Regions from separate parts of the Homo sapiens genome. Here region 1 is linked to region 2. The links are chromatin loops, found by intact Hi-C in ENCODE. Cell type or tissue: GM12878. All regions are shown on one strand. Links, peaks and the distances in the headings refer to the core of each region. The heading gives the core; the rest is flanking DNA.

The links. Hi-C counts contacts between places; a loop is a spot of excess contacts. Peaks named below come from ENCODE experiments on the same cell type or tissue, not always from the same donor. Only the 100,000 strongest peaks of a DNase experiment are listed, where the experiment ranks them.
Region 1: it touches region 2 in a loop (5-fold over the local background); 2 of 110 quality-filtered maps call a loop at or near these places.

Annotation. Positions count from the first base shown.
Region 1 is chr15:33,824,737-33,830,116 of GRCh38, reverse strand. RYR3 (ryanodine receptor 3) reads right to left here. Exons shown (of 104, transcript NM_001036.6): 82 at 4,441-4,514; 83 at 3,848-3,865; 84 at 3,365-3,445; 85 at 2,830-2,918. Among named protein-coding and RNA genes, the nearest start is that of CHRM5, 140 kb to the left of the region's middle. In GM12878, for the core only: no CTCF peak of the experiment used is centred there; no DNase peak of the experiment used is centred there.
Region 2 is chr15:33,778,013-33,783,392 of GRCh38, reverse strand. It overlaps RYR3 (ryanodine receptor 3), which reads right to left. Exons shown (of 104, transcript NM_001036.6): 65 at 3,052-3,182. Among named protein-coding and RNA genes, the nearest start is that of CHRM5, 190 kb to the left of the region's middle. In GM12878, for the core only: no CTCF peak of the experiment used is centred there; a DNase peak (open chromatin) is centred at 2,846.

The sequences.
Region 1 (5,380 bases), core at 98-5,097, 47 kb before region 2:
CTTGCCACTCCTTATCAACTAAGTTTACAATTTTAAATCCCTTTTTGGCATTTCAACAATGTTTAGAGCATCTTCACCAGGAAGACTCCATCTCAAGAAACCACTTTCTTTGCTCATCCATGAGAGGAAACTCTTCGTTTGTCAAAGTTTGATCATGAGATTGCAGCAATTCAGGTTCATGTTCTTCAGGCTCCACTACTAATTCTAGTTCTCTTGCTATTTCCAACACGTCTGCATTTATTTCCTCCACTGAAGTCTCAAACCCCTCCAAATCACCCACAAGGGTTGCAATCAACTTCCTCAAGTCCTGTTAATGTTGATATTTGACCTTCTCCCATGAATCAAAATTTTTTTTTTTTTTTTTTGAGACAGAGTCTCGCTCTGTTGCCCAGGCTGGAGTGCAGCGGCGCAATCTGGCTCACTGCAAGCTCCGCCTCCCGGGTTCACGCCATTCTCCTGCCTCAGCCTCCCGAGTAGCTGGGACTACAGGCACCCGCCACCATGCCCGGCTAATTTTTTTTTTTGTATTTTTAGTAGAGATGGGGTTTCACCGTGTTAGCCAGGATGGTCTCGATCTCCTGACCTTGTGATCCTCCTGCCTTGGCCTCCCAAAGTCCTAGGATTACAGATGCGAGCCACTGGGCCTGGCCCACAATGTTTTTTAATGACATCTACAATGTTGAATCCTTTCCAGAAGGTTTTCAACTTACCGTGCCCAGATCCATCAGAGGAATCACTATCTGTAGCAGCTGTAGCCTTACGAAATGCATTTCTTAAAAAATAAGACTTGCAAGTCAAAATTACTCCTTGATCCATGGGCTGCAGAATAAATCTTGTATTAGCAGGCATGAAAAAAAGATTCATTTCCTTGTATATCTCCATCAGAGCTCTTGGAACCAGGTGCATAGTCAACAACAGTAATATTTTGAAAGGAATCTTTTTTTTTTTCTGAGCAGTTGGTGTCAACAGTGGGCTTAAAATAGTAAATCATGCTGTAAACAGATGACAATCCAAGCTTTGTTTTTCCATACATAGAGCATGGGCAGAGTAGATTTACCATAATTCTTAAGGGCCCTAGGATTTTTGGAATGGTAAACGAGCAGTGGCTTCAACTTAAAGCTACCAGCTGGGCTGCCCCTAATAAGAAAGTCAGCCTGTCCTTTGAAGCTCTGAAGTGAGGTATTGGCTTGTCCTCTCTAACTATGAAAGTCCTAGATGGTATCTCTCTTCTAGGAGAAGGCTGTTTCATGTACGTGGGAAATCTGTTGTTTAGTGTGACCACCTTCATCAATTATCCTAGATAGATCTTCTGGGTAACTTGCTGCAGCTTCTATATCTGCACTTGCTGCTTTACCTTACACTTTTGTTTTGGAGATGACTTCTTTCCCTAAACCTCATGAACCAAACTCTGCTAGCTTCAAACTGTTCTTTGGCAGCTTCCTTACCTCTCTCAGCCTTCATAGAATTGAAGAGAGTTAGAGCCCTGCTCTAGATTAGATTGTGGCTTATGAGAATGTTGTGGCTGGTTTGACCTTTTATCCAGACCACTCGCACTGTCCCCATTTCAGTAATGAGGGTGTTTTGCTTTCTTATCATTCATATGCTCACTGAGGCAGCCCTTTTAATGTCCTTTAATAACTTTTTCTTTGCATAGCTTGGCTGTTTAGTGCAAGGGGCCTAGCCTTTGGCCTGTCTTAGCTTTCAACATGCCTTCCTTACTAAGCTTAATCATTTCCAGCTTTTGATTTAAAGTGGGAGATGTGTGACTCTTCCTTTCACTTGAACACTTGGAGGCCACTGTAGGGAAATTAACTGACCTAACTTCAATACTGTTATGTCTCAGGGAATAGGAAGGCCTGAGGAGAAGGAGGGAGATGGAGGAACAGTTGGTGGAATGGTGAGAACACATGCAACATTAAGTTTGCTGTCTTACAAGGGCATAGTTCATGGCACCCCAAAACAATTACAATAGTAACATCGAAGATCACTGATCACAGATCACCATAATAGATATAATAGTGAAAAGTTGGAAATATTGTGAGAATCATCAAAATGTGACAGAGACACCAAGTGAGTAAATGCTGTTGGTAAAACGGCACAGATAGACTTGCTTGATGCAGGGTTACCACAAACCTTCGATTTGTAAAACACACAGCATCTGTGAAGCACAATAATACCAACTGCAATAAAATGAGGTATGCCTGTATCCAACCTCTCAATCTTTACTACCACCCTATGGCATAGGTCCTACCCCTTTTACTGATGAAAAAACTGGAACACAGGCACATTAAACATATTGCTCTAGGTTACAAACCAGTAAGTGGCAGAACCAGGATGAGGAATCAGCAAAGAGGAAAAAAATCCCTTTTTGTTAATAGGTTTGTGTAGATTTTTTCAATATAATTTGGGCTTCCTTGAAACAAACCATCTGACTTCTCAACACGAACTTGTAAACTCATCCTATTCCTATCATCTCGTGTAAGTCTTTTTTTCTAGTGAAATCTGTTCTCATTCACAGGTTATTTTAGAGCTCTTGGTTGTGTTATAGCTCTTGGTTGTTTTATAGCAACACAGATTGGTTTTCACTGGCAAAACTAAAGTAAACCAGCATTTCATAACAGACGATTTGGTGTTTAACCACGTCTCCCACTTCTGTCTTCAAATATACTCTTTGGGCACTGGACTTCCCATGCATCTGTGGATACACGTTACAACGCCTTCCTTATAGGGGCTTGACTGTATCCTGGGCTGTCCCTGACCCTGTGTAACTGTGTTTATCTTCTGGAAGCAAAGGTGAGAGGTCCCATTGTCCAAGGCCCTCCCACTCACCTGCAGACGCAGAAGGTAGTCCACAGTGCTGATGATGACATTCACGGTGGTGGTGTTGCCCATCTGAGTCCGCAGGAAGTTCTGAAAGTCTGAGAGCACCAGTGCTGGGTCAGAGCTTGTCCCTGCCATGCCGAGGGGGCCAAGCATGCCCTCTCAGCTGAGCTCAGATAAGACATTCTATGTGAAAAGGCTTACAAGAATACCATGTTTGGGTCATGGCAGATCCTGCAGGGCAGAGCTCTGCTCTGAGCACCCCCCCAACCTGCGGACACCAGAAACTGGACTTAACGAGCCCCAAGGGGCTAGATGGAAAGGGCTGGGTATTTAGATTTCTCATCTGAAGATTCTGGAAGCAGCTTAGCCTTGGTGGCACTAAATATCACTAGCCATGATATTTACATAGTTTCTTATTGAGGAACGCATTAACTGATGTCCTTGAGTTAACAACTAGTTGCATCAAATGGGGCATACTGAACGGAATTCTAGTTTTGCCCGAGTGCTGTGTTTCCTTGGCAGATCAATCTGTTCCACTCACCACTGTTATGTCCCTCACAAAGTAACTGTAGGAATCTAAAGAGATCACGCGTGAACTCGTCATTCTGGAGTACTTTTTCACCTTGAAAACACAGAACGTTGATGAGCATTGGTTTGGCTTCTCACCAGAGAATACTTTCTAATGTAAATGACTACACAGATGATAAAGGAGTTGTGTCAGAATGGTTTGGAAAAGGAACTTTGGATGAATGGTGAAAAGCCCAATTAAACTGAGCTGGGCTGCAAGGCACAATGCCCAATAAATGCATTTGTAATGAAGACAACTGGATAAGGAGAGTAAATGGCTCACGGTCCATAACCCATGCTTTACAGATGGAAGACACTTCTTTAATTAAGTACCAAACTGCTGAGTTCAACTCAACATGCAACTACCAAGCCTAAAATGTTTCTGTGCTGAGGCAATTAAATGAGATCTCCTAGGATTCACACACGGTAGGAACTCAGGCCAGAAACTGAAACTTACCACGTTCCCGAACAATGACTGGTAATGAGAGAAAAACAGAAGAATAGAAAGTAAGAAAACTGTAAACATCATGATAAACTGTCTTTAGTTAAAACTGGCTATGTGAACACATCCATCCTAGATGATAGCTTTATTAAAGCTACCGATGGAAGCATTTTACTGAAACAGAGCAAGTCCTTGCATACTAAGCAAAGACATGAGCTCTGACCAGAAATAGGTAATTAAGATTTTAAATGGCCAGGTGCGGTGGCTCACGCCTGTAATTCCAGCACTATGGGAGGCTAAGGTGGGGTGGATCACCTGAGGTCAGGAGTTCAAGACCAGCCTGGCCAACATGATGAAATGCTGCCTCTACTAAAAATACAAAAAATTAGCTGGCTGTGGTGGTGGGAGCCTGTAATCCCATCTACTCGGGAGGATGAGGCAGGAGAAGTGCTTGAACCCAGGAGACAGAGGTTGCAGTGAGGTGAGATCGCGCCACTGCAGTCCAGCCTGAGCAACAAGAGCGAAACTCTGTATGGGGAAAAAAAAAAAAAAAAAAAAAAAGATTTTAATCAGGAAGAGAATGGCCTTCACATTCATTAGTTACTTACGTGTTCCTTCTTCAGTCACCATCCCCAGGCCTTCAGCTTTATTCTGCCTCTCAAATGCATTCAAATCAAGGACACTTTTAATAGACAGAAAGAAACAAGGTTCAGGGCTACGCACGCTGGGAAAGCAGATTTCTAATGTTAATGTACCTATCGACTAAGCATATCCTGCCCCTGTGTTATCGTAAATAAACTAACACATTCCAGGGTGGTTGCAAGTCTAATGATTCCTTGGTTTTGTGCCGAGCAGTGTTGTCTTAGGTGCCTATAGCTCACAGACTTTGTTACATACAGGTAGAGGGGTCATGAACACTTACGGTGACTCTCATTGTCTGTCCAGTTTGAGTCTTTTGGTGAAGACTCAAGGTCTTCACTTTGATGTGAAGGTTTAGAAAAGTTTTCCAAATAAAGAAGGAATAATCTGTTTTTAAGATTTCTCGAGGGAAAGTTTACTTTAAACAGCACTGATTAATGTTTGCCTCCCACCTTTACCTACTTTCTCTGAGAATCACATGGAATTGTGGTTTCCAGAGCTTAGGATGAGCTACAAACTTCCAGATTTCAAAGGGCCACGCCCTTTTATGATTCTACATCATGCAAAAGCCTATGGAAGCTGAGGTTCCGCTTTCCACAGGGAATGGTGCCTCCAGGTATTCCTGAATTTATGACAAGTTGGCCTTCATTTTTGTCCCTACTCCCCACAACCTTCCTAGTCACAGCCACTGCCAAATTTTACTCAGCCAGGAAGCCATAGTGCAACCACAAAGCTTGCTGATGAGACCACTATATGATCATGTTATTTCTAAGTGGGGCTCATTCCATTTTACTAACGGAGTCTAACTTATTCCCCAATCTGAAAGGTTTCATAGAACATAGAACATAGCTCTTAGGAAAGTTTATGGCTAAGTCCATTAAGACTCTGCAAAACTTAGCTTTCCTTCTA
Region 2 (5,380 bases), core at 67-5,066:
TGCTAGAAAAACAGCCTCAGCTGTGTCCTCTTAGAATCAGACGCAAGACTGTTAGGGGGAATCTTTAGAATCACTGTCCTTTTAACTTCTAGATCAATAATTCTCAAAGTGCAATCCTCCTACCAGCAGCACCAGCATCACCTGGAGACCGGCTGAAAATGCAAATTCCTGGGCCTCACTCCAAACTGACTTACTGCATTAGAAACCCTAGGGGTGGGGCTCAACAGTCTTGAACAAGCCTCCCGGGTGATTCTGATGCGCGTTAGAATTCAAGAATCACCAGATTAGATTCTAAAGTCTTGTGTGCCTCACTTTAGCACCTCTTCTCTTTGCAACACAGACAGATGGCTTACATTAGAATTGGAATAATCAACCAAAGAGAAAAGAGTTCCAATAGGGTACAGAAGAAAAGCAAACTGACTGGTAATAGGATGCTTTGGTCTGACATCTAGTGTTCTGATTAATAGATCACTGCCACCCATAACTAAGGATTTAACTAGTTTTGAATAACTGACTCATAACAGTATTAAACTTTTTCTAGGTATATCTTAATAATTTTTGGATAAGGAAGAAAATGCACCAGGATGTTATAGGGCATCAAAGATACTAATCTGAGTAATTCTGCTGGCAAAGCATCAAGTGTCAATTAATAGAGATGCCCAATTAACTGAAGACATGATAAATCAGTTCATACTGTATTTCTAAATCACAGGCTCACATCACCTGTCACCTTATACATTCCTCCCCGCCCTTTATCCCTCAGGCCACCCACTTTGTAATGAATGAAGTCTACCTTCTTACAGCTCATTAAGCCAACAGTCATTCTCCGGCTCTAGATAAACTTTTTAAGAGCCATATACACGGTCAGCATCCACTCTTTGCTAAAGCCAGTGATGAAAGACATGGGCTCAGGGGAGCTGGACATAGAGTCCCATAGTGTGTCGCTAATGGATAAAGGACTGTGTCATCTCTAATTACAACCTTGTCTCTTTTCTTCCTTTGGAATATGCAATGGTGGGGAGTCATTTTTTATTTATGAATATGTCTTATCAAATCAATGCAAAGGTATATAGAATGAAAAGGAACACTTTTCAAATAGCTCTTGGGAAGGAGCACAATGCAAGAGACTAATTCCCCTCCCTCCCAAAGCTAACCTAGGCTTTCCTCTATCTTTGTCACATCCTCATTTCACCCTGCTACTGTGCCTTTATGAACTAAAGAGCAGAGGCAGTTTCTCTCTTTCCCCAGGTGAAGCTCTACACAGTGCTGGTATAGAGACAGAGATACACTATTTCTCAAGTCACAGTTGAAGCAGAATAAATGTATACATATCCAGAACTGTCATGACTGGGCCCCATGTCCCTTTGGAGTCAGGAAGCAACACCTGGGCTGGCATTTGCCTGGAGATGTCACAGCCACTTCTCAACTTCACCAAAGTCTGCTCTGCTGCTCAGCTTCCACTTTGGTGGAAAGCCAGGACTCATTTGGAATCAGGAGTGGGAAGTAAAAAAAAGGTTGGAAATCCCCCCCCCCTTTTTTTTTTTTTGCTAATTTCAAAGGGAAGAAAGGGTGAGATGAGGCTGAAGCGGTTGAGGAAAGGTTAACTTATAGATTTCATACGGGACTTTGGAAAGTTGAGGCATCTTGGCAATGTTTCTCTTGACTACCTCTGAGAACACTAGTCTCCACTGTATTCTAGCTCAGTGAAAGATTTTTATTAGTGGCCTTATCTGAATTGTCCTGGTGATCATTTCTGGGGGGCAATGTGCTCCTCTTACCTGAAGTAACAAGAAGCGAGTGGGAATAAAGCTGCCATGGCTTAGCACTTCGCATTTTTAGATGAAAAAAACAGCAGTGGCAAAGAAAAGTGTGGCATGAGCCCTTTCTTGCTCAGAATGCTTCTTCCTTAAATCTCATGGCAGTTTGAGAAAGGGGGCTTGAACTAAATGGAATTGCTACCACGTCCAGACATCTACTGGTAGTGTATAGCAATATTTTAAGAAAACATTGGTTCTGAATAGAAAAAGCTCTGGTTGAAAATAATTTACTGTAGCTTGTTTTCCCTTAATATTGATTAGCCTACAGTTGGGTAATTTTTGCTTCAGAATAGATGGAATCATCGCAGTTCTTTCTAGTTGGAGTCCAAGCTTGATTCAAGGCTCCTACTTGAAGCTCCTCTATTCTATTCCCTTATCCTTAGGCAGGATCACAATTAACCCAGATACAAGCACCCTCCAGAAGCAGATTTACAACCTGCCTTGGATTTTAGTTCCAGGATCATTTTACAAAAGAGGGTGGAAAACGTTTCCTGTAGAGGGCCAGATAGTAAATATTTTAGGCCTCGCGGGCCAAACTTTCCTGCCTCTACTCAACTCTGCCATTGTCGTGCTAAAGCAGCCACAGACCAAATGTACGTAAGTAGGTGTGGTTGTGTTCAAATAAAACTTTATTTACAAAAATAGGCAGGGGGCCAAATTTGCCCTGTGGTCATAGTTTGCCACCCTGTTGTGGAACCTAGCGTGTCAATATGTTTGCTAAGAAATATTCTTTCTTGTACACTTTCTCTTCCTTTTGGTGCTTTTCTATGTCTTATCTTCCATGAGGACAAAAATGTGTCATCAGCATCTTTAGAAGCACGCCTCTCCATGGACTTGAAGAGTATAACTGGGTTATTACTGTGGATGTGCACCTTCTGATACCACTCTGGAGAGGCACTGCAAAAAAGGAGTCACATCCCCAGGTGCAGAGGGGGAACTGAAACCCAGAGCAGACAAGAGACCCTGAGGTCTTAGGATGGAAAGGATTTCAAAATCAGCAACACTGACTCCTCACTTTAGAGAAGAGGAAACCAAAGCCTAATTATAACAAAGCCTTGCCCATGCTTATTTCTCCAGTAAGATGCAGACCTGCAACCTAGTCCCTAACCTCACCTCCTGGCTCCTCTCAGACCAAGAAAGCCACAGTGCTGCAGGGCTGCTGCTCCCTGCCTGTGTGGCTCCTCTCCTCTCAGCACATGAAATGGGTTGATGACCTTTGAGGGGAGATACTTACTAGACCTCTCCCTGGGGGTTTTGGTGTTGAAGACCGAGAGTGGATTGTAGCGATTAAGGGTGGGCTCCAGGAATGCCACTGGTATGGCAGCTGCCAGCGAGGCCAGACATTCTCCAAGGGCAGGGCGTTGCCTGGAAACAAAGAAGTCCATTGAGAAGTGTGGCCCCCCACATGCTGGCCCCATGCATTGGCAGATCAGGCCTTCCCCATAGATTAATCCATGGACATCCCTAGGCACTAGGCTCAGCAAGCTTGCATGCACTTCTTCCCCTCCTCTTTCTCTAGACACTAACCAATGCTCTCACTGCTTAGATCCTAGTTCTTTTTTTTTGAGACGGAGTCTTGCTCTGTCACCCAGGCTGGAGTGCAGTGGCGCGATATCAGCTCACTGCAAGCTCCGCCTCCCAGGTTCACGCCATTCTCCTGCCTCAGCCTCCCGAGTAGCTGGCACTACATGCGCCCACCACCATGCCCGGTTAATTTCTTTTTCTATTTTTTTTTTTAGTAGAGACGGGGTTTCGCCATGTTGGCCAGGATGGTCTCGATCTCCTGACCTTGTGATCTGCCCGCCTCGGCCTCCCAAAGTGCTGGGACTACAGGCGTGAGCCACCACGCCCGGCCAGATCCTAGTTCTTAACTGGTTAAGATGATATAACACACTGTGCGGCTTTGTCCCTCTCTCCCAGCATGTGTGAGAGCAAGTTCTGCTGGTATCCAAATTGAGATGGATCCTTCCCTGTTCTCAAAAATGCTTTGAAATCTGTGTAATTTCTCTGTGTCTCTTCTCTGCTATGGATGGAGCCTGTGTCCACTAGTGGGAACAGTAGGTAGCACACCAAAGCACCAATGAGACACAAAAATAAAAGACCTGCCCTTACAACAGAAACAATAGGTCCTAAAACCTACTGCTTGATTTACAGGAGAGACCTCAGATAACGGTTACTCCTTTCCCTCTTTTGTACAAATAGTTGACTGTCCACCATATCTTAAGGTCTGGTTCTTAAGTCTTCCTGTGAAGCAAGCAAACAAACAAAAACAAAAGGCTTGAGATCACACCATTGCACTCCAGCCTTGGTGACAGGGCAAGACTCCAACTCAAAAAGAAAAAAAAAGAAAAGAAAAGAAAAATTGTGATCTTAACTGGTCTTGAAGAAAAATGACTGCACAAGACTATGATAGAATCTGCAGACAGCAAATCTAGGGTATATAGAAGTGCTCTCCTTGAGATATAAATCTGCTGAACTAGAGAGAAGGAGGAGGGAAGGGTGGGTGAGTTGGCAGAAAGCTGTGCATTCCTTCGAAAAGCCACCCAGTCTTCATTCAAGTTACCAAACATATTTTAAAAAGTGATCTTTTAAATTACTATAAGGGGAAGTTAATATATGTGGTTTTATGTTTTATCTTCTTCTTAGGCTTGGCTGATAGCCTACTTGGCTATGAAGCATTTGAGCCGATAACTTCAAAATCAGCCCCCAGTCAGCAACACTGGATTGACAGGTCCTCAGTCAGGCAATCTCTTCTTAGCTGATGGCTCAGTCTTGTCCTTTGGATAAATGTTTGACTGCTAAAACCTCCCCACCCAGGACTGCTCCAGAGGCAGAGTGGAGGCCCTTGGACAAACCAGTCCTATTGTGCCCTGTGTATCAATGCTGCCCAGAGACGGAGACTGCTGAGACGCAGGTGATATTGGCGAAGCTTTCACAATGCAGCTTCACTTCTGGGCAGGCCCCAGGCCAGGCCTATTCCCCTGCCTTTCCTCCTCAGCACCTGCTCTTCCCCGATTATTTCTCTTCTTTACTAAGTTCCAGGTGGTGGCCAGGTGTGGGAAGAGGGGCATCATTTTAACTTCAGACCTGAGTTGCCAATTCCCTCGGTGACAACTGAGGATAGTGAGTGCCTCTACATATCAAATACAGGCATTCACAAGAGGCAATTTTTTTCAGCTAAGAGTTTTACCATCTTTACCACAGTGGCCAATGAGGAGAAATATGGTGTTTTCTCTCTTCAGTCTTGCTTTGTGAATTGGAGGAAGAAATAAGGAGATAAATTGTGAAAGGACAAGAAAGGCCACAGGGAGAGCATTGGGAAAGAAAACCTGGATGAAAATCAGGAATAACAAGGGGTAAGATTTCAAATCTGATAGCTTTATTTATTTATTTATTTATTTATTTTGAGACAGAGTCTTGCTCTGTCGCCCAGGCTGGAGTACAGTGGTGCGATCTCAGCTCACTGCAAGCTCTGCCTCCTAGGTTTAAGTGACTCTCCTGCCTTAGCCTCCCGAGTAGCTGGGACTACAGGCACGCACCACCACACCCGACTAATTTTTGTA